Regions from separate parts of the Mus musculus genome. Here regions 2 and 3 are each linked to region 1. Evidence: chromatin loops called from intact Hi-C (ENCODE). Cell type or tissue: left cerebral cortex. All regions are shown on one strand.

Region 1 (8,000 bases):
TCACAGGGGCTGGAGAGATGGCTCAGCAGTTAAGAACTGCTCTTCCAAAGTTCCTGAGTTCAAATCCCAGCAACCATATGATGACTCACAACCATCCGTAATGAGATCTGACTCTGTCTGGCCCTACCCCCAACATCTGAAGACAGCTACAGTTTAGTTATTTATAATAATAAATAAATCTTTGGGCCAGAGCGAGCAGGGGTCCTAAATTCAACTCCCAGCATCTACATGAGGGCTTACAACCATCTCTATAGCTACAGTGTACTCATATACATAAAAATAAAATAAATAAATGTTTTTTAAAAACTCATCTCCTCCTCCTCCTCAAGGATCATTTCTTTTTTTGTGTGTGTGTGTGGGGGGGGGTGAGACAGGGTTTCTCTGTGTAGCCCTGGCTGTCCTGGCAATCACTCTGTAGACCAGGCTGGCCTTGAACTCAGAAATCCTCCTGCCTCTGCCTCCCAAGTGCTGGAATTAAAGGTGTGTGCCACCACGCCTGGCCCGGATCATTTCTAAGTTGGGGCTTAGGGTACCCTAAATCCTCCAGGAATGAGAGGAGGGAGAAACTGTACGTGCAGGCTCTAGAGGCCCATAGTGAGCCAGATTTGGGGAGCCAGCGGTGTCCTGGCCTTAGCAAAGCAAAGCAAGGACATTCCAGACAGGAGCAAACACCCAGGCCTGGTAACAACCCAAGGAATGTGGGAAAGGAAGAGACTCCACAATGAGAGTAAATGATGGTGGGGACTTGCCCTGTGGCGCCTGAGAGATGCGGGTTGCCATCACCAGGCAGGCCACTAATCACTCCACGCTGCTCCTCACACCCAAGTTAGGCTGCCAGGGGCCCAGAGTGAGGCAGGGTGTGGCCTTTGGTGCTAAGAGGGAGGGGTGTGAGGCACTTGGCATTTTAGTTCTGGAGATCCCAAGCCCAGCCCCCATGCTTGAGTGCGCTAACCATTGGGCGATCTCCCTGCTCCTAGTGGCTTATTCTTGAGATGTTCTTGCTGTATTGCCCAGCCTGCCTCAAACTCACTGCATAGCCCAGGCTGGCTCTGAATATCCTGATTTCTCCTGTCTCCGCCTTCTGCATGCAGAGTCGGTAGGGATGTTCCCCTCGCGGGGCCATGGGATGTTCTATTCTGTCTCTTTTCCAGTTTTTTCTTTAAAAATGTATGTTGTATGTGTTAGTGTGTGGAGGGGGAAGTCAGTTCTTTGCTTTCCTTTTGCGGGTTTTGGAGAATGAGCTTGGGTTGTCAGTCTCGGCGGCAAGTACCTTTGTCAGTCTGCCAAGCCTTCTTGCCAGTCCTCCGGGGATCTCTCAGGCCCAGCAACGTGGCTGGGTCTAACGGAGATGATGAGGCAGGGGGATTTTACCACAGCCACTGATACACACTTTACCTTGCTGCTCCCAGGCCCAGAGCTGTCTCCCAGCACACCACTAGCCCTGTCTCCCCACGAGAGAAGGGAGTCAGGTCACAAGATTTGAATACTGGGGAAAAGGGGATCCAAGATTATGAAACCAGGTGGAATCTTCTGGAAAGTGAGCACAGAGCCAAATCAAGTCAGGGGAGCTACTTTTAGAAGGGAGCAGGTTGGCCCTTCCAAGTGTCATCTGATGTGGCTGAGCAGGGGAAGAGGGACGGACTCTGTGCAAGAATGGCTGGACCTAGACCCTGACTGAGTACGGACTATTGTGTGGTTATGAGCTCTTCCAGAGGACCTGGATTCAAATCTCAGTACCCCATTGGGTGGCTCACAACTAATTCCAACTTCGGAGAATCCAGCACTCTCCTCTGTGGGGACACACTCCAAGCAGTGGTGGTGTACTAACACTTGGGCTGGAGAGATGGCTCAGTGTTTGGGATCTCTGACTGCTCTTCCAAAGGTCCTGAGTTCAATTTCCAGCAACCACATGGTGGCTCACAACCATCTGTAATGGGATCTGATGCCTTCTTCTGGTGTGTCTGAGGACAGCTATAGTGTACTCATATGCATTAAATAAATAGATAAATAAATCTTTTTTAAAAATCCTAGCACTCAAGAGGGAGAGGCAGGTGGATCTCTGTGTGTCTGAGGTCAGCCTGGTCTACAGAGTGAGTTCCAGGACAGCCAGGGCTACACAGAGAAACCCTGTCTCGAAAACAAAACAAAACAAAACAAAACAAAACAAAACAAAAAAAAAAAATAGCCGGGCGGTGGTGGCACACGCCTTTAATCCCAGCACTTGGGAGGCAGAGGCAGGTGGATTTCTGAGTTTTAGGCCAGCCTGGTCTACAAAGTGAGTTCCAGGACAGCCAGGGCTATACAGGGAAACCCTGTCTCGAAAAAAAAAAACCAAAAACAAAAAGAAAGGAAGGAAGGAAGGAAGGAAGAAGGAAGAGAGAAAGAAAGACAGAAAGGAAGGAAGGAAGGAAGGAAGGAAGGAAGGAAGGAAGGAAGGAAGGAAGGAAGGAAGAGAAAAGAAAGAAAAATGCAGGATATGTGCAGATGCCAGAAGAAGCAGGAGGTGTCAGATATCCTGGAGCTGGAGTTACAGGTGACTGTGAGCCACCTCCCCTAGGTGCTTGGAACCAACCTTGGGTCCTCTGGATGAGCAACACGTGCCCTTAACTGATAAGTCATCTCTGCAGCCTCTACAACATCTTAAAACTAGAATACCTTTTTCCTTTACTCATTGACAATTTCATATATATGTATGCATATGTGTGTATTAATATATGTGTGTACATATAATATATATTGTCACCTAGCATATATAATATTTTAATATAATATTGTATATTATATTATCATATAATTAATATATTTTCTTATAAATATATATTATATAAAACCATATTACATTACAATATATTTTATGTAATATTATATACAGATGTATATACATATATGTATGTGTATATACATATATGTATGTGTATATGTATACATGTATATGTGTATATATAAATATGTGTATATGTATATATTAAAAAGCCGATGTGGACAGAGAGGCTGTCTGAACTACTGACTTGAATTCAGAGCTTTAATCGGGTTCACAGCTGCTAGACAGGGCCCACTAGGCCTCTGTGACCCCGACAGGTGACAGATATTTACACAGAAGGAGCAGAACAGCCAGACTTAGTAACCTCTGTCCTGGAAATGCATGTTGTCTCTGAGGTGACTGGCAGGGCACTCGGGAGTGTGGGCAGGGTCATGACCCCATCTACATAGCTAGCAGGTCATTTGAGCTGGCACAGCCCCAGACAGGAAGGTAAGCTGGCCTGCACATCAGGTACAAAATGACAGCCACTCGGTGGTACCAAGAGCTCCTGAGAGGCAGCCCCACCCACACCTGCAGTCTTTCCACCACCAACAGGTGCTGCTGGGTTCTGGGTATTGGCATCAAAGACCTGACCCTAGAACAAAATGTTCTAGTCTAGAGGAACAGTCAACACGTTAGCAAGAGACAGACGGGTTTGAGGACAGAGAGGATGGGCGAGGCTGGTGGAACGCAGCTCTGTCCAGTTCTGCAGGGAAGGGAGAGATTACTGCAAGCAAGGCTGGAAACTCCAAGGGCCAGGGTCAACCATCACAACCTCCTCTGACCCTGGCCACGTGGGTGGTGCTGTCCTCATGAACAGCTGACAAAGCTCAGAGATGTTCTCCTATCTTCTCAAGATCACACAGCCATAAATGGTAAGATTGAAATTCAGCTGTGCCCTGGTCCTTGGCTACCTTGACACTGGCTTACAGAAGTGCAAAGGACTTCTTTTCAGGGCAAAGTGGGTGCCATGAGGCCCGGGGATTCAGTGGGGCATGTGGAGCAGGCAGGGTGGTCAGCAGGAAGAATTCTGCTGTAAGATTGCCTTTGAAAGATTCCTAAGTCTGGAGAAATGGCTCAGTGGTTAAGAGCACCGGTTGCTCTTCCAGAGGTCCTGAGTTCAAGTCCCAGCAACCACATGGTGGCTCACAACCATCTGTAATGGGACCTGATGCCCTCTTCTGGTGTGTCTGAAGACAGCTACAGTATACTTATATACATAAAATAAATAAATAATTCTTTTTAAAAAATTATATATTGAGCAGCCATGGGGAACAAGCATGGTCCCTGGAAACAACAGTGACAAAGACAGTGCCCAGACACTCAAAGTCATTGAGGACAGGGGACACAGTGATTTTCACAGGGGACAAAGCTGGTAAAAAAGGCAAGGTTAGACCTGTTTGAGACCACCTCTTCCTTCCCAGGACTGGAAAGTTGACCAAGGAGGAGTCCTGAGGGGAGACTGTTGAGATGAACCTCACAGACTACATGGTCCTTACTGCTTTTTGCCACCAGGGGGCGACACAGCCAAGCAGGCTGGGCAGGGCTTCCTTTTTTTCTTTACCCTCCACTCCCTGTGACTTTACATCTGACTCAATAGCCCAGTTGTTCAACATCAGCGATTTCCATTGCTGTAGCTGTGTGCCTGGTTCCCATCTGTTCCCCCACTAAAATGTTTTATCCCTGCACTCAGATCGGATCCACTACAAAACAGACCCTCAGAAAACTAGTGGGATTTTTGTTGTTGTTGTTGTTTTCGAGAAAGGGTTTCTCTGTATAGCCCTGGCTGTCCTGGAACTCACACTGTAGACCAGGCTGGCCTAGAACTCAGAAATCCACCTGCCTCTGCCTCCCAAGTGCTGGGATTAAAGGCGTGCGCCACCACCGCCCGGCTGGGATTTTTTTTTAAGTGCTTGTGTGTGCATGTGTATGTGTATACCTGTGTTTAGACCAGAAGTCAATGCCTTCTTCAACTCATCTCCACTTTTTTGCTTTGTTTTGTTTTTTTCTGGCCCCACTGGCGCTGGCCCCACTTGCTCTGGTCATATTTATTTCATATATGTGGGCACACTGTCATTGTCTTCAGACACAGCAGAAGAGGGCATCAAATCCCATTACAGATGGTTGTGAGCCACCATGCAGTTGCTTGGAATTGAACTCAGGACCTCTGGAAGAGCAGTTGGTGCTCTTAACCGCTGAGCCATCTCTCCAGCTCCCTGGTTTTGTTTTTTTGGGACAGGGTTTCTCTGTGTAGCCCTGGCTGTCCTAGAACTCACCCTGAACCAGGCTAGCCTCGAACTCAGAAATCTGCCTGCCTCTGACTCCCAAGTGCTGGGATCAAAGGCATGCGCCACCACAGCTGGCTTCACCTTATTTATTTATTTATTTATTTATTTTGTAATAGCATTTCTTTTATATGTGTGTGTGTGCACATGTTCCTCTTGGCTGTATGTGTACCACACACGTGCATGTGCCCATGAAGGCTGCATGAGGGGTGAGATGCATTAGAGCTGAAGTATGTTTGATACGGAAGCTAAGGACTGAACCTAGGTCCCCTGCAAGAAAAAAATGCTCTTAGCTGATCACTGAGCCATCTCTCCAGCGCCTTTTTGTAATTTAAAAAGAGTTACATTCATTTGTGGGTCTGTCTCTGTGTCTGTCTGTGGCAGAGATGCTTGTGACACCGTGTAGAAGCCAGAGGACATTCTTTGAGAGTTGGTTCTCTTCTCTCCCTGTGTGGTTCTCGAGACCCAGCTCCTATCGGAGCCTTTATTGCTGAGATATCGTTATTTATACAAGGTCTCTCACTGAACCTGGTACTCCAGAGTTGGGTCAGACTGGCTGGCCAAGCCCCAGAGAACCTCCTCAGGGCTGGGATTCCAGGGGTGTGCCTTCATAGTTGGCTTTCCTATGTGGGTGCCAGGTCCCCATGCTTGAGTGGCAGGCACATTACCCACAGAGCCACCTCCACAGCAACTCAGAAAACAGGTGTTGAATGAGTGTGTGAGCAGGTCCTCCCATGGGGTTTGGTTCTTGCGTTTAACTCATTGTGAATTAGAAGAGCCCAAAGGGCTGGACCAAACTGCAGCTGCCGCCTGTCCCCCGGAGGGAGCATCTGATGGGTACTTACTGTGCACGTGTACCAAGTTCAGCACTTCTCACATTGTCTCATTCACTGTTATTCTCTGGGAAGAGAACTGGCTTCTGTAAACCCACCCTCAAATGACCTAACCCAGCCCATACCTCCCCCGTAACCTCCTATTCCAGAGCCCACTGGTGTATGCCCTCTCCCCCCCAGTGAGCAGTAAGCTCACCTGTTGACAGCAGTATTGAAAGTCCCCCTCGATTGGCTTCGTGTGATAACCTAGTGTGCCTATACTTGGAATGACATATTCTTTCTTTCTTTCTTTTTTTTTTTCTTTCTTTCTTTCTTTCTTTTCTTTTCTTTTCTTTCTTTTTCGAGACAGGGTTTCTCTGTGTAGCCCTGGCTGTCCTGGAACTCACTCTGTAGACCAGGCTGGCCTCGAACTCAGAAATCCACCTGCCTCTGCCTCCCAAGTGCTGGGATTAAAGGCATGTGCCACCACTGCCTGGCTTACATTTTTTAAGTTTATTTTATTTATGTGAGTACACTGTAGCTATCTTCAGACACACCAGAAGAGGGCATCAGATCCCATTACAGATGGTTGTGAGCCACCATATGGTTGCTGGGAATTGAACTTGGGACCTTTGGAAGAGCCATCAGCGCTCTTAACCATTGAGCCATCTCGCTAGACCCCAAATGACATGTTCTTAAGGCCACTGTGTACAGTGCCCCCCCCCACTTGCTATTTTCCTATTCTGAAACAGAGCTAAAGAGATCCATGTGGTAGCAAGTTCCCAGCTGGTAAGATGGGGGAGGGGCGTGGCATGGCGTCGATGATGCTCTTGACTGATGCTGGAAATGATACCCCCAATACTTGACTCTCAGCCAGGTGACTGAACGTAAGACACTCCCCTCGCACCGTGACTAGCTGTCTACATAGAGAGTTCCAGGCTGGCAAGGGCTACCCTGTCTTAAAAAAACAAAAACATTTAAAAATAAAAACAGGTGCGCCAGGCATGGTGGCGCACGCCTTTAATCCCAGCACTTGGGAGGCAGAGGCAGGTGAATTTCTTAGTTAGAGGCCAGCCTAGTCTACAGAGTGAGTTCCAGGACATCCAGGGCTACACAGAGAAACCCTGTCTCAAAAAAACAAAACAAAAAACAAAAACAAACAAACAAACAAACAAACAAAAAAACCAGGTGCATACCTGGAGGACAGCACACTGCAGAGACACCTGGGCGTCCATGTGCACCGCTTCTCTCTGGTCTTGACAGCCAGGAAGTGGAGCCAGCCCTGGTGCCCATCAACAGATGAATGGTAAAGAAATCATGTTACATATGCACAGTGGAATTTCATGCAGCCATAGAGAGAGATGAAGTCATGAGATCTACAGGATAGCAGATAGAACCGAAGGTCGTTGTGCTAACTGAAGGAGGCCAGACTCAGAAATAGAAATATTGTATATCTCTCTCAGGATCCTAAATGCTAAGTGGTCTCTAACGTGTACGTGTGTGTGATGTCGGGAAAGGTGGGCGGTGAAACTTCTATACAGGGGCCTGAGAGACCAGAAGAGAATATCTTAGGGAGCCAAAGAGAACAGAACACTTTTGGCAGGAAGGTAGAGGGGTCTGTGGGAGAGGGGAGAGCCACAGGGAGGAGGGAGAGGGCACACGGAAGGGTGTGGGATGGGGAGAACCAATAACAACATACTATGTATGAAATGCCATAATGAATCTCATTACCCTGAATGTTAATATCAAAAGCCCAAATAAGTGGGCTGGAGAGATGGCTCAGTGGTTAAGAGCACTGACTGCTCTTCCAGAGGTCCTGACTTCAATTCTCAGCAACCATATGGTGGCTCACAACCATCTGTAATGAGATCTGATGTCCTCTTCTGGTGGGTCTGAAGACAGCTACAGTGTACTGATTTATAATAATAAATAAATCTTTGGGCCGGAGAGAGCAGGGACTGAGCGAGTGGAGTTGACCAGAGTGAGTGGGGCCAACCAAAGTCGAAGTGAGTGGGGGTTGACAGGAGCAAGCAGAGGTCTTAAATATTCAACTCCCAGCCGAGCATGGTGGCACACGCCTTTAATCCCAGCACTTGGGAGGCA
Region 2 (8,000 bases), 120 kb after region 1:
GTAGAGAGGGTGCAGTCTGCCAAGGGTATGTGGCCTCTAAGCAAGTGCCCTTGTCACTTGGTAAAAGATTTCCAACCACATCTGTGTTTGTGTAGGACCCTCATAATGACAGCTTGGTGGCAGACCTCAGGTGCAGGGACAAGAAGCTGCCAGAGCTGTTTTGCAGGAAGAAAATATCTTTCTAGTCGCTGACAATTCCTGATGGGTGGCCACGCATGGTCAAGAAGCAGGACACCTGGGTCCCATGCTGGTGCCAGTGTCTCCTAGCTGTAGGGCATCTAGGACATTCTCCTTTATGGCCTGGCTCTGTTCTGTTCCTGAGGCCCCCCCAGCTTCTGGGTCTGAGGCCTCCTCCTCGCTGTGAACGGCTGGGTGAAATGGTTGACATCACTGAGCCCCGGGGGCGCCTCCCCATGTTCCTGAGCAGTTGCTGAGGGTGCATCCGCCACTCTGCTCCCTCCACAGAGAAATACCTCAGAGTGCTGAATATGGGCCTGGCGGAGGTGAAGAAGTTCTTCCTGGGACCTCTGTCTCCGTCCTGCAAGATGGTACAGATGATGCGACAGTTTTTGTACGATGTGCTACCGGAGGACTCCTACAAGTTCGCCACCGGGAAGCTGCATGTGAGCCTCACCCGAGTCACGGACGGAGAGAACGTCGTGGTTTCCGAGTACCGATCCAAGGAAGAGCTCATCGAGGCAAGGCCCTGGTTGGAGCGCCCCCGCCTGGGAGAACAGGGGCAGCTCAGTCCAGCCCACTCCCCAGCTTCCTCCCTTCTTCCCTTTTTTGCCTGCCTGGCCCTTCCCTTCCTTCGTGCCCATGGCTCTGCCAGGAGCAGTTCTACGAGAGGAGACTAGATTAGTCTACTAGGTGGTCCGGTAGATTACTAAGGCCCCAACTAGGCATCAGGATGGGAAGTGAGTTTCAGGCTGTTTCCCACGCCAGTACCCATCCTTTAAAATTAGTGGAAAATTGGTAGGGGTCAAGGGTCATTGGCACCCACCCCAGGGCCTTAGCATCTCAGCCCCGTCTCTCCTCAGGCCCTGTATTGCAGCTGCTTTGTTCCTGTTTACTGTGGCTTCATCCCCCCAACGTATCGGGGAGAGGTGAGTGACTGGGGCACCTTAAGGTGAGGATCGTTTACTACTCAGAATTCCTAGCTTTTTCAGGGCTGCTTTCTCTAGGTGGTCCAAGACCTCTCTAGATTCACCAACCCTGTACTGAACCCAGCAAGTCAAAGTCCCAAGGTTGCCGGGTTCTCCCAGAAGTCAGCGTGCAGAATACAGACCCCAGAACACAGGGCCCTGAGAGCCTGACTGAGGAGACCCCCTGGGGGTATCTGGGTCAGTGGTCACAGGCTTTCATGTGCCCATGGGTGACTCAGAGGCATCCTAAGACAATGAGGACTCGGCTTTAACAGATCTGGACATGGGGGTGGGTGGGTATGGGGGACTTTTGGTATAGCATTGGAAATGTAAATGAGCTAAATACCTAATAAAAAAATGGAAAAAAAAAAACAGATCTGGACAGACCAAGATTCTGCATCTCGGACTGGCTTTAGGGTACCCTGTGACTGGTCTCCTGGCTGCAGTCTGAATAGTGGGGAGGTAACATTTTATGGGACTCCTGGGATAAGAGTACTGGTCATCTCTTGTTCTGTTCATAAGTAAGGAACCCAATAGAAGCCCCACCCCACCCCCAACTCCAAATGAAAGGGGTTGGAGATGGCTGTACTGTGAGGTTGTAGAAGGGACCTTGGTCTCTTGAGTCATTCAAAGGAGGGACCCCATACAGAGACCATTATCAGCAAGATTCTCTAAGGGAGAAGAGTCCAGGGCCCAGAGCATTAGACTTGGGAGTCCCCAGGCCCTTAGAGATGCAGCAAGTGGCCATGCCCACACCAACCACCATTTATCTTGGGGACCTCAGCCTCAAGGCTGGTTGCAAAAGGTGTCTCTTCCATGGCCCCAGCTCCCCTGTGTCTTCTCTGGCTGAGCGTCTCTCTTCTCTTCCCTGCAGAGATACATCGACGGTGGCTTCACAAGCATGCAGCCCTGTTCCTTCTGGACAGACTCCATCACCATCTCCACCTTCAGCAGCCAGCAGGACATCTGTCCGAGAGACTGCCCCACCATCTTCCATGACTTCCGAATGTTCAACTTCTCCTTCCAGTTCTCCCTGGAGAATATCACCCGCATGACACATGCGCTGTTTCCCCCGGACCTGGTGGTGAGAGACAGGGCCGATGGGGTGGGATCCAGAACAGATGGACCCCTCCTCTTGTGCCTCTCCCCTCAGAGGGCCCATGGTTTTGCCATGTTTAAAGGATTGCTAAAAACAATCAGGGCTAAAAATGTTGCTCAGTTGGTAGAATGCTTGCCTAGCACACATGAAGCCCTGGGTTCGATTCCCCAGCACCACACAAACTGAAGACAGTCGAGTACTGTAATCCCAGTACTGGGGAGGTAGAGGCAGGAGGTTCAGGAGTTCAAGGTCATCCTTAGCTCCACAGGGAGTTTGAGGTTAGCCTGGGCTACATGCCATCCTATGTCCAAACAAAATCACACAGCAGAATAAGTGGTCAGCAAAGACTTAAATGTTTCCAGTTTGCCCCCCCCTCAAAAAAAGCTCTGTGGACATAGCTCTCACACACCCATCCCCATGACATCTGCAAAGACACTGTCACTGTCCCCATTTGACAGATGAAGAAAGTGAGGCTGTGGGTAGTTACAGCTACACAGCCAATGAAGAGTAGTGCTGGGGTTTGAACTGAAACACCAAGCTCTGTACTTAGGACCCAGATGTGTGGTCTCTGATTCCCCAGAAACTCCCACCAACTCCCACAGTGGAGGCTGGTGATACTCTGGGAACAGGTGACTGGCACGCTGACACGCCCACCCGTACTGTGTTAGCAATTGCTTCCCAGCTCTCCTGGGCAGATTGTGGGGGATAGGAGGTATAGCCCAGGGCTTGCTGATATGGTTCTGGGAAGAGAGGATATGGGGAGTGTCTATTTATAGTGTCTATGGTGGGACGCTGGCTCTCTTGGTGGCTACAGCATCCATTTATATTCCTCTGTTACCATTTAGATTCTGCAGGAATATTACTATCGGGGATACAATGATGCTGTCTCATACCTGCGGAGACTGAGTGAGTACCTGGAGCCTAGGGGCGGGGCAAGGAGTGTGGCAGGGGTGGGTAGAGGACAGTGTCCCAAAGCTGTAGCCAAGAAAGCTGGACAGAAGGACAGAGACCTAGCAGCCCACACTGCCCAAGACCGTGAAAAAAAGTATATATAAAATATGTTTTAGTCTTTTGAGACAGGGTTTCTCTGTGTAGCCCTGGCTGTCCTAGAACTCACTTTGTAGACCAGGCTGGCCTTGAACTCAGAAATCCACCTGCCTCTGCCTCCCAAGTGCTGGGATTAAAGGCGTGTGCCACCACCTCCTGGCTTGTTTTTGTTTTTCGAGACAAGGTGAGGAACTTGAGGTTGGGAAGATGTTATAATTTGATACGTAAATTTTGGAGGCGACTCTGTTTCCCCAGACAGGCACATACACACACACCCTCTGCATCTGGGACACCGCTTAACTACACCCTCGGGTTCCTGTCTCAATGCAAAGGAAGCCCAGGTTCTTCCCGGGCTCCTTGTGATGCTCGCGTCGTCCGCCAGGTGGCGCCAGCTCGTTGGCGCCAGCTCACGTGCAGGAGTCCCTCCCTCCCGCCAGGCTTCTTGGATTTTTCTACTGGCACAGGTTCAGGAGCTACTGGTACCCAAAGCCATACTATCGGTCCCACCTGCCACTTGAAAGCAGTCAGAATGCTCTCTGCTTGGTTGAGGGGGGAGGGGAGGCACTCATCACACACAGGATGAAGCCGCCCTGGACCCCTCAATCTCATCCTCATCCCGTCTCTCCTCCCTCTCTTGCAAAAGCTCTCATACACCCAGCTACTCCTACAGCTAGGAAGCCGTTAGCCCCACCTGCCTCCCTGGCGTGGGAAAGGGGAGGCTGACCGATGCCAGTCTGCTCCCAGCTGTGCCCAGCAGGCCTCGCCCGCACTCTTTCCGACAAGGTCCTCCCATACATGCATAATCTATCATCTGGGTCTTTCTTCAGAGGCTGGGACCGGGACTCGATTAGAGTACTTACCTAGCATGCATGAAGACCTGTGTTTAATTTCCAGCACTTCATAAACCTAGCAGGGTAGTGCATGAGGTAATCCCAGCACTGGGAATGTGGGGGAGGGGTGGGATCAGGAGGAATAGAAGTTCAAGGTCATCCTTGGCTATGTAGTAAATTTAAGGCCAGGCTAGCCTGGGCTACATAAGATCTTGTCTGAAAAACAAACAAACAAACAAAAAAACGGAGCTCCTGGAGCTCCTTTATGGTCCCCCCCAACCTTCGCCAACACCCCTCACCCCTACGATCTGATCTCTGTCCTTACAATCTTCTTGCCTAGCTCCCAAGTTCTGGGGCCACGCTGTGCCCATCATGTATCATATTTATGTAGATTTTGCAGACACACCCATACTACACTATGTGCACATCAGATCTGATGCGCTGCTGTGTGTGGCTTGTTTCTCTTAGATGCAGCGTACCTTGACTCTCCCAGCAAGAGAGTGATTTTCCCGAGGGTTGAAGTATACTGCCAGATAGAGGTCGCCCTTGGCCATGAGCCCCCACCTCCGAGTCTGCAGAACCTGCCAGCCCTGAGGAGAAGCCCAGCAGACTCCTCACAAACCCATGCACAGGGGTCTCCCAAAAAGGACAGAAAGGACAGCCATTCCTCAGCCGCCCCCTCAGTGCAGACACCTGAATCTGGGTGCAAGGAGTCTGTGGAATCACCCGTGTCACTACGGGTCTCTATATCCAAGCAACCATCTGTATCGCCATTATCCCCAGCCCAGCCGGTCCCAGTAATGAGGCCCACTGGCCCCAGGGACAGTTGCCCAATAAATGTTCAAACTCCAAACCCGGAGCGAGGAGTGAAGGGTGCCCTGGACTCTGCCACAGAACGAGGAATGAAGGATGCTCTGGCCTCTGCCACTGACGAGCAGAGCACAACTACCTTGCCACCTGTGTTGCTCCCAGCTGCAGACTCACGAGGCTCAAAGACTGGATCCTCTGTGCCTATTGGGTCACCCGAGTCCCCTAGACTGCTGCTCAGATCTTCCCAGGGAGCCACAGCATCCAGGGCAACACTTGGACTTCCGCCCCTAAGTCCTTCAACACCACCTGCTGGGCCACCTGTGGAGGATCTAGGCCCAGAACGACCCACAGGTATGACCCTCCCTGCTCTGGCGGAACCGAGAAACACCAGTTCTGAGGGTGACATTAGCCATCTACCTGAGCAGCCTCCACACCTTGCACCTTGAAGCTCAGCCCCTCCCCCTGGCAGCAAAAACCACCACCAAGAGGCTGGTGAGATGGTGCAGTGGTTAAGAGCTATTGCTGTTCTCTTAGAGGACCAGAGTTCAGTTTGGTGGCCAGGACAGGACACTGGGTGGCTCAAAAGCATGTCTGTCCCCTCTTCTGGATCCCATGGGCACCTACTCTTGCACACACCTCCCATTTACACAACTAAAAAAAACCAAACAAACCCACTAAATCTTAAATAAAATAAAATAAATTTAATATTGATATTAAAGGCTTATAATAGAGCCATTTATATTTATAACTCATACAATTTATACAAAATTTTAACCAATAAAAATAAACTCATGAGAACCAGAGTTTTATCCCCAGAACCCGCATAAAAGCTTGGTACAGCGGCCCATGTCTGTAACTCTAGCGCTGAGGACAGGAAGACAGGCAGATCTCTGGAGCTTGATGACTGATGAGCCTTAAAAAAGTATTTTTAATTAAATATATAATTCCAGCCCTTGTGAGGCAGAGGCAAGCAGATCTCTTTAGAGTAAGGCCACCCTGGTCTATACAGCAAGTTACAGAACAATCGGGGTACACAGAGAAACCCTGTCTTGAAAAAAACCAAAAAACCACAAAACCAAACCCAAATCAGTTGAGGACTACACCCAGTATCCATCTTTGACTCCATTTGAACACTCACTCGAGATATACACACTGGTCCTAATAATAATCTTCATTCCAAGGTGGTGGTTTACTCCCTCGCGCTGGTGGATGTTCAGGCCCCGCCCTCTGACGTCACCACGGGGCGGGAACAGTGGCGTCTGCCCACAGCAGCTGCAGCCTTCCGTCTGCATCAGATCCACTGATGTGATAACTTGACTCTTAAATACGAGGAGAGCATTCTTTGCTGGTTTTATTGCTTCCTTGCTTGTTTGCTTATTATTTAAAAATAATCTCATTCTTTGAAATATTCGTACATGCCTACATCCAGACGTGTTTTGAATTTTGATTTGTTGGGGATTAGTGAGATTCCTCCCACAGCTCATACAATTTTTAAAAAATCACAATGGTTTAAAAAAAATTATGTTTGCTGGATGCGCTGGCCCCTGCCTTTAGTCTTAGCACTTTTGAGGCAAAAGCAAGCAGATCTCGAAGTTCATGGCCAGCCTAGTGTTCACAAACTAGATCAGGATACAGGACAGCCAGGGCTACGTAGAGAGATCCTGTCTGAAAAAAAAAAAAGTTTCTGTTTACTAAGTTCGTGTGCATATTTCTGTGCCTTGTTCACATCCATACCTGGTACCAAAGATGTCAGAAGAGGGCGCTGGATCCCCTGGAGTTACAGTTACAAGCAGCTGTAAGCTCTGGGGAGGCAGAGGCAGGTGGATCTCAGAGTTTGAGGTCAGCCTGGACTATAGAGTGCGTTCGTTCCAGGATAGCCAAAGCTACACAGAGAAACCCAGCCTCGAAGAACTGGAAAAAGAAAAAGAAACCAAATAAAATAAAATAAAATAAAATTCCTTTAACAAGAGCATCTCACTATTGGGTTCCTGGATAGTCTGCCTCTCACTATGTAAACCAGGCAAGCCTCAAACTCTGAAATCCACCTGCTTCTGTCTCCCGAGTACTGGGACTAAAGGGGTGCTGAGCCACTACAACTGGCATCCTCGCCCTTCGCTCTCAGACACACTCACCATTGTTATTTGCAAAATGACCCAGTCAGTACCCACTACCTGCTCTTTTAACTCCGGTGTTCCCTCCAGCTACAGGGTCTCCCGCCTTATCACAGCTGACAGGCTCGGCAGCACCGGGTACCGGGAAGAAAGCCCCCCACAAGCCTCTGCTGGTGTAAGTTTCTCTTTCCTCAGGACTGTTCTCTCCTTTGCTCAGGGGAGGGGCCCCAGCTAAGTGAGGTTTCTGCGCTTTCCGCTGCCTGGGTATCACCTAGTCTGTGGGGCAGCCGCTCACGCTCGGTGCCCTCTTCTCTCTCCCGCAGTGGGACGCTATGTGGGTATACCTGTCCATGGGGCGATACCACCCCTCTCCCTCACTCCAGCACACACTGGGTACAACCTGTTCTAGGACATTGGGGGCGTAGGCACTCCAGGTCCCGGGTCTTATTTTGGATGAAGCCACAATTGGGATGGTCTAACAGGTGCACCAACCTAGCCTTGGGTAGCCTCTAACGGTAGAAAAGGACTCTCAAAAGACTCTGTTGGAGCTGCCATGGAGGTACGTGGCTTTAGCCCCTAGCACTATAACCTTGAAGTGAATGAAAAGGAGAGAGTGGGCTGAGCAGGGGCGAGCATGGTTCGATGCTCTCTGCTCCTGATTGTGGGTGTAACGAGACCAGCTGTTGCAAGTTCCTGCAGCCTTCACTTCCTATCAGCAACTGACAGTTGCCTGGATTTGTGAACCAAATACACCCTTTCTGCCTTAAATGACTTTGTCAGGGTGTTTGACCACAACAACAGAAACCAAACCAAAAGAGTATGCCTCAGTTGTCTGGGTTGTGGAATGTACACGCTCCATCATTATCTCTACAGCCGTGACACTGGCCTGCAGATCTGTAGTGCTTCGAGGTACCTGAGAACTACATTTCCCAGGCTCCCTTGTTGGTTGGATAACAGT
Region 3 (8,000 bases), 66 kb after region 1:
GCAGCCTTAAGACTTCTTTTCCTTCGTTCTCCATTCAGTGACAGGTCGGGCTTCCTTCTCAGTTCTCCCTACTGTCCCTGTCTCTGGGAGCCCCGAGGGAAAGGGATTGGCCCTTGATTTCTCAGATCTGTCTAGCAGAAGAGCGGTGTTGATGAGTTTGTGTAGCTCAATCTCTTGCCGCCCATTGAAGTTGCCATTTGAGAGGCATGCTCCGGGACGTGCGCATGCACATAACCCAGCTTGTTGCAGATGTGGTGTCATAGGATTGGTCTCTTCAGTTTGTTTTGGCTTCTGTTCAGTGAGGGTTGAACCCTGGGCCACACACCTGCTAGGCAAGTGCTCTACCAGTAAGTTTCAACCAAAGCTTTTTTTATAGGATCTTGTTGTGTAGACGTGGATGGACTGGAATCCAAAGCATCTCTACTGCCTTGGTCTCCCAGGTGCTGAGACTAATGGGCGTATACCAGTATGCCTGGATTTAGCCCTTGGTTTTTGAAACCAAGATGTAGAACTGAATGGCTCAAGGTAGCCTCCAGCTTAACCCTTGTCCCCTTGCGTCCCAGGTGCTGGGCTTACAGGCATGTGTCGGCTACACCCAGTGCCCACAACTGTGGCCTCTGTGGAGGTATTACGTAGGGGCGAGGGAAGACCAAGTACGAGCTTTTAAAGGTCCCCTGGTTTTTAGAGGCCCAAGGTAGCCTGCCATTTCTGAGAAGGGATGGGCTTCTGTTCTCTAGCTGAAGGGAGGATTTCTCCCAAGTTTACTGAGCTTACTGCCCTGCATTTTCTGTTCTCCCAGACTCTGGGTGGAGGGGGTTGCTTGCGTGAAAGGGCCTCGGTGCCACTGCAGAAGGTGACTGCTGAGAGGGTCCCTGTTTAGTAGTACAGAAAAGGCTGGCCTGTGTCTGAAGGCTTCTGCAGCAGGTCTCACTGGTGTGTGTGCTTTGAAATTTCCTGCTGAGCTTCCAGGTGGGCGTGTAGGCCTTCAGTTACACGCTGGCCTGTGCTGGCTTCCCACATCAGTCCCTCCCCCACGAACCTCAAAACTGCTTGGCTCTCTCCCTGTCTATCAAAGCCTCCAGAGACACAAAGCAAGCAGATGCGGGGAGAGAGTTTACTAGGGCTAGGAAATACAGATTTCAAAATATTAGAAAATGCTTCTTGCTTGCTCTCAGGTTGGAGTTCCTGGCTTCCTTCACAGACAGTGGCCCATGTCTGTAACCTCAACACTTAGGTGACTGAGATAGGAGATTCGTGAGGTGGAGACCAGCTTGGGCTTTGTAGTAAAGCCTGTTCAATACAAAACAAAACTCCAATAAAGCTACACAAATATGTAAGTGCCTGGAAGGTCAGTTTACTGGAGCTGGGGTAAGATTGAGGTCAGCCATCTGTCACCTTCCAGCCCTTGCTGAGGTGGAAGGGTACCGTCTGCCCTTACTGAAGGGCAGGCTCCCATCTGAGTCATGGAAACAAGCCAAGCAGCCTGCTGGCTCAGGTGATGCTTGACTTTGTGAAGAACTCCAGACAGCTGCTACTTCTTGCTTTCCCCAGGACTTCTGCCTGGTAGAGGAGCCATGCCCTTGAAAGATATTTCCTCTGTGGTCTGGTGTTCAGAGTTTAAGTGTGAGCGACTAGGACCCAGCAGGCTCAGTCCCCAGAACCACACGGTGAAAGTAGAAAGCCCACTGCACAAGCGGCCTCTCACATCCACACACACAGGTGTGTGCCAGCGTTCCACACCCACACACACGTGATAGTAAACCATAAAAAGTGAGTAAGATGGGAGGCCCAAGTTCTGACTGCAGTGTTCTCCCTCCCTCCTGGAGCCTCTCTCCTCTCCATTCTCCAGCAAGAACAGGAGGGAAGCTCTTATCTGTTAGACTGAAGCCATATTGTCTCTTGTTGTTCTGGGTTGTTGTTGTTGTTGTTTTGAGGCAGGGTCTCTTCATAGCCCTGACTTCCTGGAACTCACTGGATAGACCAGGCTGGCTGGCCTTGAACTCACAGAGATCCGCCTGTCTCCTTGCACTGATCACTCACCTCTTGCCCATTTGCTCCATGGTTGGTCTTTCCAAATAGCTTTTCTGAGCACCTTTCCAATCATTGTGCTCCACAACTGTCTCTTATACGCCAGGTTGTGAACTCATGTGACTGAGGCTTGGCCCCCTTGACCTCTTGATTCTTGATACTCTGGCTCCTCCTTCTGAGTTCTAGGATGGCATTTGTGCCCCACCACACCCAGCTTCGAGTTGTGGTGTGAGTCACTGTTGTTAAATACCTGCAGTTTCCGTAGCTTGTCTTGTAGAGGAGATAGATGGACATTATTGTCTGAAGTGTAGACTGGGCTGGCCTGGGTCTTTGGGGAAGTCTGCAAAGCAAACCCCAGTGGCATCCATCCGCCTCATCAGAACCACACAGAGCTTGTTCTGCTGCTGCAACCTAGTCTGTGATACCTTAAATCTGAAAACACGAAACCATCCATCCACACAGAGTGCGTGGTTGTGTGATCGTGGACTTTTCGAAGCACCATGGGTGGGCCACTGCTCAGGGACACAGAAGGTCACAAGTGGAGGCAGGCTACCTGGCTTGTCTTTCAGCTGCCTCTCCCTGCTCTTCTCTGCCATGTACATGGAGAGGGACTTAGGGGAACCACTAGCATCTTCTGTCTACACAGCCAGGCTCCGAGCTGCATGGGCAGGTGTCATAGGCTCTGCTGGTGTTGCTTGCCAAATAGGTACCGACTGCTTTCCTGAGTGAATGCGAGTTGTGGTTTTGGTTAAGCCAAGTTTTTGCATAAATTGAACCTCAGTTCCACACTCTAGCTATTCCCAGCCCTTGCTGCATCTTGGATTTTCTGTAAAAATTTGACTCATCTTTTAACCACTTCTTCTAGTTGAGAAATTACAGATCAGTGATATTATTTATTTTTGAGACCATCTTACTTTGTAGCTCAGCCACTGCTCTAGCCTCAAGAATCAGAGATCCCTCTGCCTCTGCCTTCCTGCTACTGCTATTAAAAAGTGTGTGCCCATGCCCAGCAGCAGTAGTCAGCAATCGTAGTTCTTAAAGTTTGATGAGTATGGGCGTTCCTAGCCACATCATTTGTTGCCCAGAAACCCGCAGCTCTGAATGTGTGTTAAAACTGCATGAGGAACTATTTTAATGCTAGCGTTCCTGCGGTCTCAGTCCAGCTCTTCCTGCCTTTGTATAATATTCCCTTCCCTCTCTCCCTCTTTCCCTTCCTCTCTCTTTCTTTCTTTCTTCCTTTCTTTATTTCTTTTTCTTTTTTTCGAGGCAGGGTTTCTCTGTGTATCCCTGGCTGTCCTGGAACTTGCTCTGTAGACCAGGCTGGCCTCGAACTCAGAGATCTGACTACTTCTGCTTCTCAAATGCTGGGATTACAGGCATATGCCACCATGCCCAGCACTTCCCCTTTGCATTTGCATGTGTGTTCACCTGTGTCACCATGCTTGTGGAGGTCAGAGGACAACCTGTAGGAGTTAGTCCCCTCCTACCATGTGTGTCTAAGGATCAGACTCACTGCTGATATCAGGTGCCGTTATCCACTGACCCACCTCATCCTCTGGACTTTACCTCTTTGCAGTAGGTTTGTTTACAGAAAGAAGCTCGTTTCCTTTTTAGTTGGGGGGAAACTCTATGCCTACCCAAGAAAACCTTCACTCACAAACCATTGGGAAGTGAGAAGTAGATCTATTTTTCAATTTAGAAATGTCTTTGCTAATTCTGGAAAGATGTGCCTGTTATAGAACATTTGGAAAAGAGGCAGATTTTCAGATCTCAAAAATAAATTGGCTCCTCAAGAAATGTGAAGCACAGAGTGCAGATTCCTGCAGAGGTGAGAGGGCCTCCTGGTGGCAGCCTGTCCTGAGAGGCTGAGGGGACTGGGTGACTGACCCTCCCCGTGTTGCTGTTGTTCTTGCTGGGCTCATGGTGTAGATCTGTGATTAGAGGGTATGCGACACCACGCCCGGCCCCATGGCCTTCTCTCTGGATGAAACCATCCTCTGCGGCCTGGCAGCAATCCCTCCACAAGGATGGACTGGTTTCTGGTAGGAACTCGCAGGTCACATGCGCCATGGGTTAATATCATGTAGGCCTGCAAAGGAAATGGAGATGCCTTTGTCTCTGCCTTTGTGCTTTCGTAGCTCCGTGTCTGTTAGACATGGAAAAGCAAGAGTGGGTTGGTTCCAACTAAAAACTGCTCACTTCACCCTCTACTCTGTGTGCAGTGGCCTGACGCCTCCCAAACGCAGCCGTGGGAAGCCAGCCCTGTCTCGTGTGCCCTTCCTGGAAGGTGTGAATGGAGACTCTGACCACAGTGGCTCAGGTGAGACTATCGAGGCAGAGCTGGGGAAGACATGTTCCAAGGAGCAAGCCGTCCAAGCTGCTCGCATCTTTAGCTTGTGTTGTATTTTGAGTTTATGTTGCTGTGATCGTGATCATGGTAAAAGCAAACCTGAGGGGAAGGGGTTCTCTTCACTTAGAGCCTGCAGTCCATCCACTGTGAAGCAGAGCCGTGGAGGAACGCTGCTTACTGGCTTGCTCCCCGTGGCTTGCTCGGGTTCTTTCTTATATGGTCCTGGACCACCAGCCCGGGGATCTCATCAGCCACAATGGGCTGCGTCCTGCCCTCCCTTATCAGTCTTCTGTTAAAAAGATGCCCACTGACTTGCCATAGGCCAGTGATGGAAGCATTTACTCAATCAATAGTCCCAGAGGACCCGTGTCTAGGTTGATAAAAACTAAATCAAAGCAAAAACACTAGCCAGCACAGTTTGAATAGTTAACATGTGCCCATGGAGGCCGAAAATCCAGAAGCTCTAATGGAAGCCAGCATTCCCCACTGGAACATTGGCTGCTAACTGTGTGGTTGTTTTTTCAGAATTACTTAATGGATATTCAACCTGAAACCTGTGTGTGTGTTTGAGAGAAGTATAGAGGGCCCCCATTCCTTTCTTCTAGGTCATGGTAGACCCTGGAAATCCTTTGCTTTCACCAGCCTGCCCAGCGGCCCTCTGTGTGGGAGGACTTTTCATTGGTTTCACTGAAGCCCTCCACAGGAGAGATTTCAAGTGTCTTCCTTGGTGCTGTGATGAGTATCTGCTTGCACAGGTCGTCCCACCCATGCAGTGTTAGGTTGCAGGAAGCGTGTGTTTGTAGCTCTAGCTGTTGTTGCTTCGCTTTGCTCTCTAGCGTCTCAGTGGTAATGTGTCACTGATAACCTGGCTCTGTCGAGAATGTCTGTTTCGCCTGATAGAAAAGCAGGCAAGGCAGGGCCGCAGGAGGCCTGGGGTGGCTCCCGGATGGAACAGGTCTAGAGCAGCTGCTTCTTACCTCACGGTTGTCTGTCACATCACTCGGGACGGCCCGTCTCTGCCGGTCTCTCTAACACAGGGTTCCTTCCCTGGTCCAGCTGTTTGCTTCCTTCTGCCTTTCTCATGTCTGTTGACAGATGCATGCCTTTGAGTTCTCTTTCTTGTGAGTGTCTGCACACAGACGACAGGTCTCACGTCTAGACTCTGTGCGTCTGAGCGTGAAGTCAGGAAGTGGATCTGACACACTTTGTACTTCTGGTGGTGACATTTTTTTCCCTTTTTAAATCCACATACTAAAAATGATGCCAAACAATATTAAAAAAGACTTGCACTCCCGAAGCCCACCATGGGAACACAGCTGCCCGTTCCTGGGTTGCTTCCGATTCTTTTAGTCACATTTTGACAAGTGCAGATGATACACACACTCTTTTTTTGTTGTTGTTGTTGTTTTCCAAACAGGGTTTCTCTGTATAGCCCTGGCTGTCCTGGAACTCACTTTGTAGACCAGGCTGGCCTCGAACTCAGAAATCGGCCTACCTCTGCTTCCTGAGTGCTGGGATTAAAGGTGTGCGCCACCACGCCCAACTTGATGCACACACTCTTGTGCTCACAGTTTTTGCTTGTATATTTCCTCCTTTTTGGCTCACAGTTTTTCTGTGCACTGTATTACTGGAACCTTCTATCTGACAAGCAGTGCTTTGTGGCTGACGTGACTGGACAATGGGTGACCTCCAGCCTTTAACACAAACAATATGCACACTTTTGCCTGAACTCCTATAGTAAATTTCTTATAATAAATGTCCTAAGCAGTTTACTGGAGCAGATGATGCAGACACGTATTTTAATGTTCCTGGGACATTGGATAGAATCACATTCCAAGAGAACCGGACCAGTCTGTAGTTTCTCCTCTGTGTGGCTCACGGGTTCCTGCTCAGCTGGTCTCGGTGCTGGCTTGTACTGGTTCACTGTCAGCTCACTGGCTCGAAATGGCACCTTTCCTTTTCATCCTAGTTAAGAACTATACATCTCTGCTCTCAGATTTGAGCCCTTTTCCTTAGCTGGGTGAATGGTCACTTCCTGGTCACAGTTTCAGGTGTCCGGGAAAGAATGTGGTTTTCGTGGTGCTCAGAGCATGAGTGAGGCCAAGGAGGTGCAGCCTGTCCGTCCCAGGCCGGATGGATACCCAGGGTCAGGAAATACCTGCCCGGCTGCATGGCACTGCTGGTTTGTGGTGCAGCCAGGTGCTTGGATGGCCCCTCGTGGCCTGGTCAGAGCAGTGTTCAGGTTCTATTGAGATGGCCTTCTCCGAATTTTCCCTCAAAGCTTCCATGAGAGGGACTCCCAACCTGGGGTGCAGACAGTGCTGTCTCTTCTTAAGCTGGGGCATGTCCCCTTCTCCTTAAGAGGCCCTGGAGGTGAAGCCATTATTTTTCCCCCAGGGAAGCTGTCCCAGAATCCAGAGTCAGAGGTTGGTAAACTATAGCCTGCTGTCTGTTTTTATGTGGCTCACAAACTAAAAATGGGCCTACATCTCAAATTACAAAAAAGATGGTCTTTTATAATGTGAAAGTTGTATGAAATTCAAATTTCAGTGTCAGAAACATGAGTTACTGCTGAGGAGACATGCTCATCTGCTTAGACTCTGGTTATACCCATGCTGCAGCCGCAGAGACTGTGCGGCTCCTGAAAGGGTGAAATATGTGCTATTCGGCCATTTACTTTGCTGACCCCTGACCTGGTCTTAGAGTCCCTGAGGAAAGGGTGGAGGGAGTTGTTGCCTCAATCCTGGGCTGCCCCAGTCAGATGGAAGCTGCAGGCAAGGGCTTTGGGGCACCATGCCAAGTCCCCTTTGGGCGCTGTCTCCTCCCCTCCCCCACCCCCCAGGCAGAAGCCTCCTGATGCCCTTTGAAGACCACGGAGACCTGGAGCCCCTGGAGCTGGTGTGGGCCAAGTGCCGAGGCTACCCCTCCTACCCTGCCTTGGTGAGTCTGCCCCAGACGACACCCTCCTGTTCCCTCTCCCCCTGGCGGCTCTGGCCCCTGCCTTGCCTTGGGGGAGTATCTGATTGGATGAATGTGGTGGGAGTCAGCTGCAGAGGGAGGGCCATCTTTACCCTAGCTTTTCTGGGGCACCAGCAACCCACCCCTCTCCACACACAAAAGGCTCTAGTTGTTCAGAGACACCCAGTGCTTAGGGCTTCTGTAGCATTGCTCACTTGCTTCTGAGTAGGAGGAACACTGTTAGTGAGGTTAGCACGCTGATAATGCTTAGTGGCACTATTAAACATCTGCCCTACTAAGTCCTTGAAATGCCAGCGATAGAATTGTTGATCTTGTTTTGTCGGGACGAGGCAGGGTCTGTTAGCTACTGCCAGTAAGCACTGGGGTTGGAATTTGATTTCAGGGCTCATAATATGATGGAAAGAAAGCCTTTGTTTTGAGCCACTGCATTAGGAGTCTTCCCCAGTCCTGGCCTCTCAGGACTGCAGTCGGCCCCTTTCCCCATGCATATGCCTGCGCGTACGAGGCAGAACGCCTTTAGCCTTTTCCCTACCCAGCATTCCATGAACATGCCCATCTTACATGATGAAAACCTGTCATCACGTCCTTGTTACTGATGACATCATCATGTCCTTGTTACTGATGACATCATCTGGCCCTTGTT

What was found. A loop is a pair of places that touch in the nucleus more often than their neighbours do. Peaks named below come from ENCODE experiments on the same cell type or tissue, not always from the same donor. Only the 100,000 strongest peaks of a DNase experiment are listed, where the experiment ranks them.
Region 2: a loop joins it to region 1, with 2.6 times the contacts of the local background. A loop is called at or near these places in 4 of 42 quality-filtered maps.
Region 3: it touches region 1 in a loop (4-fold over the local background); 3 of 42 quality-filtered maps call a loop at or near these places.

Annotation. Positions count from the first base shown.
Region 1 is chr17:28,757,752-28,765,751 of GRCm38, forward strand. No RefSeq gene overlaps it. Among named protein-coding and RNA genes, the nearest start is that of Mapk13, 7.6 kb to the right of the region's middle. In left cerebral cortex, a CTCF peak has its summit at 4,308 (motif pointing right); a DNase peak (open chromatin) is centred at 4,321.
Region 2 is chr17:28,876,347-28,884,346 of GRCm38, forward strand. It overlaps Pnpla1 (patatin-like phospholipase domain containing 1), which reads left to right. Exons shown (of 10, transcript NM_001034885.3): 2 at 466-698; 3 at 1,041-1,106; 4 at 2,020-2,229; 5 at 3,090-3,150; 6 at 4,590-5,282; 7 at 7,133-7,217. Among named protein-coding and RNA genes, the nearest start is that of Pnpla1, 22 kb to the left of the region's middle. In left cerebral cortex, CTCF peaks have their summits at 726, 3,674 (motif pointing right) and 6,715 (motif pointing right); DNase peaks (open chromatin) are centred at 120, 631, 2,860, 3,682 and 2 more places; H3K27ac peaks cover 1,466 bases.
Region 3 is chr17:28,824,094-28,832,093 of GRCm38, forward strand. It overlaps Brpf3 (bromodomain and PHD finger containing, 3), which reads left to right. Exons shown (of 13, transcript NM_001081315.1): 10 at 4,251-4,348; 11 at 7,221-7,318. Among named protein-coding and RNA genes, the nearest start is that of Gm35883, 4.6 kb to the left of the region's middle. In left cerebral cortex, a CTCF peak has its summit at 3,839; DNase peaks (open chromatin) are centred at 1,012, 1,714, 2,766, 3,039 and 1 more place; H3K27ac peaks cover 2,950 bases.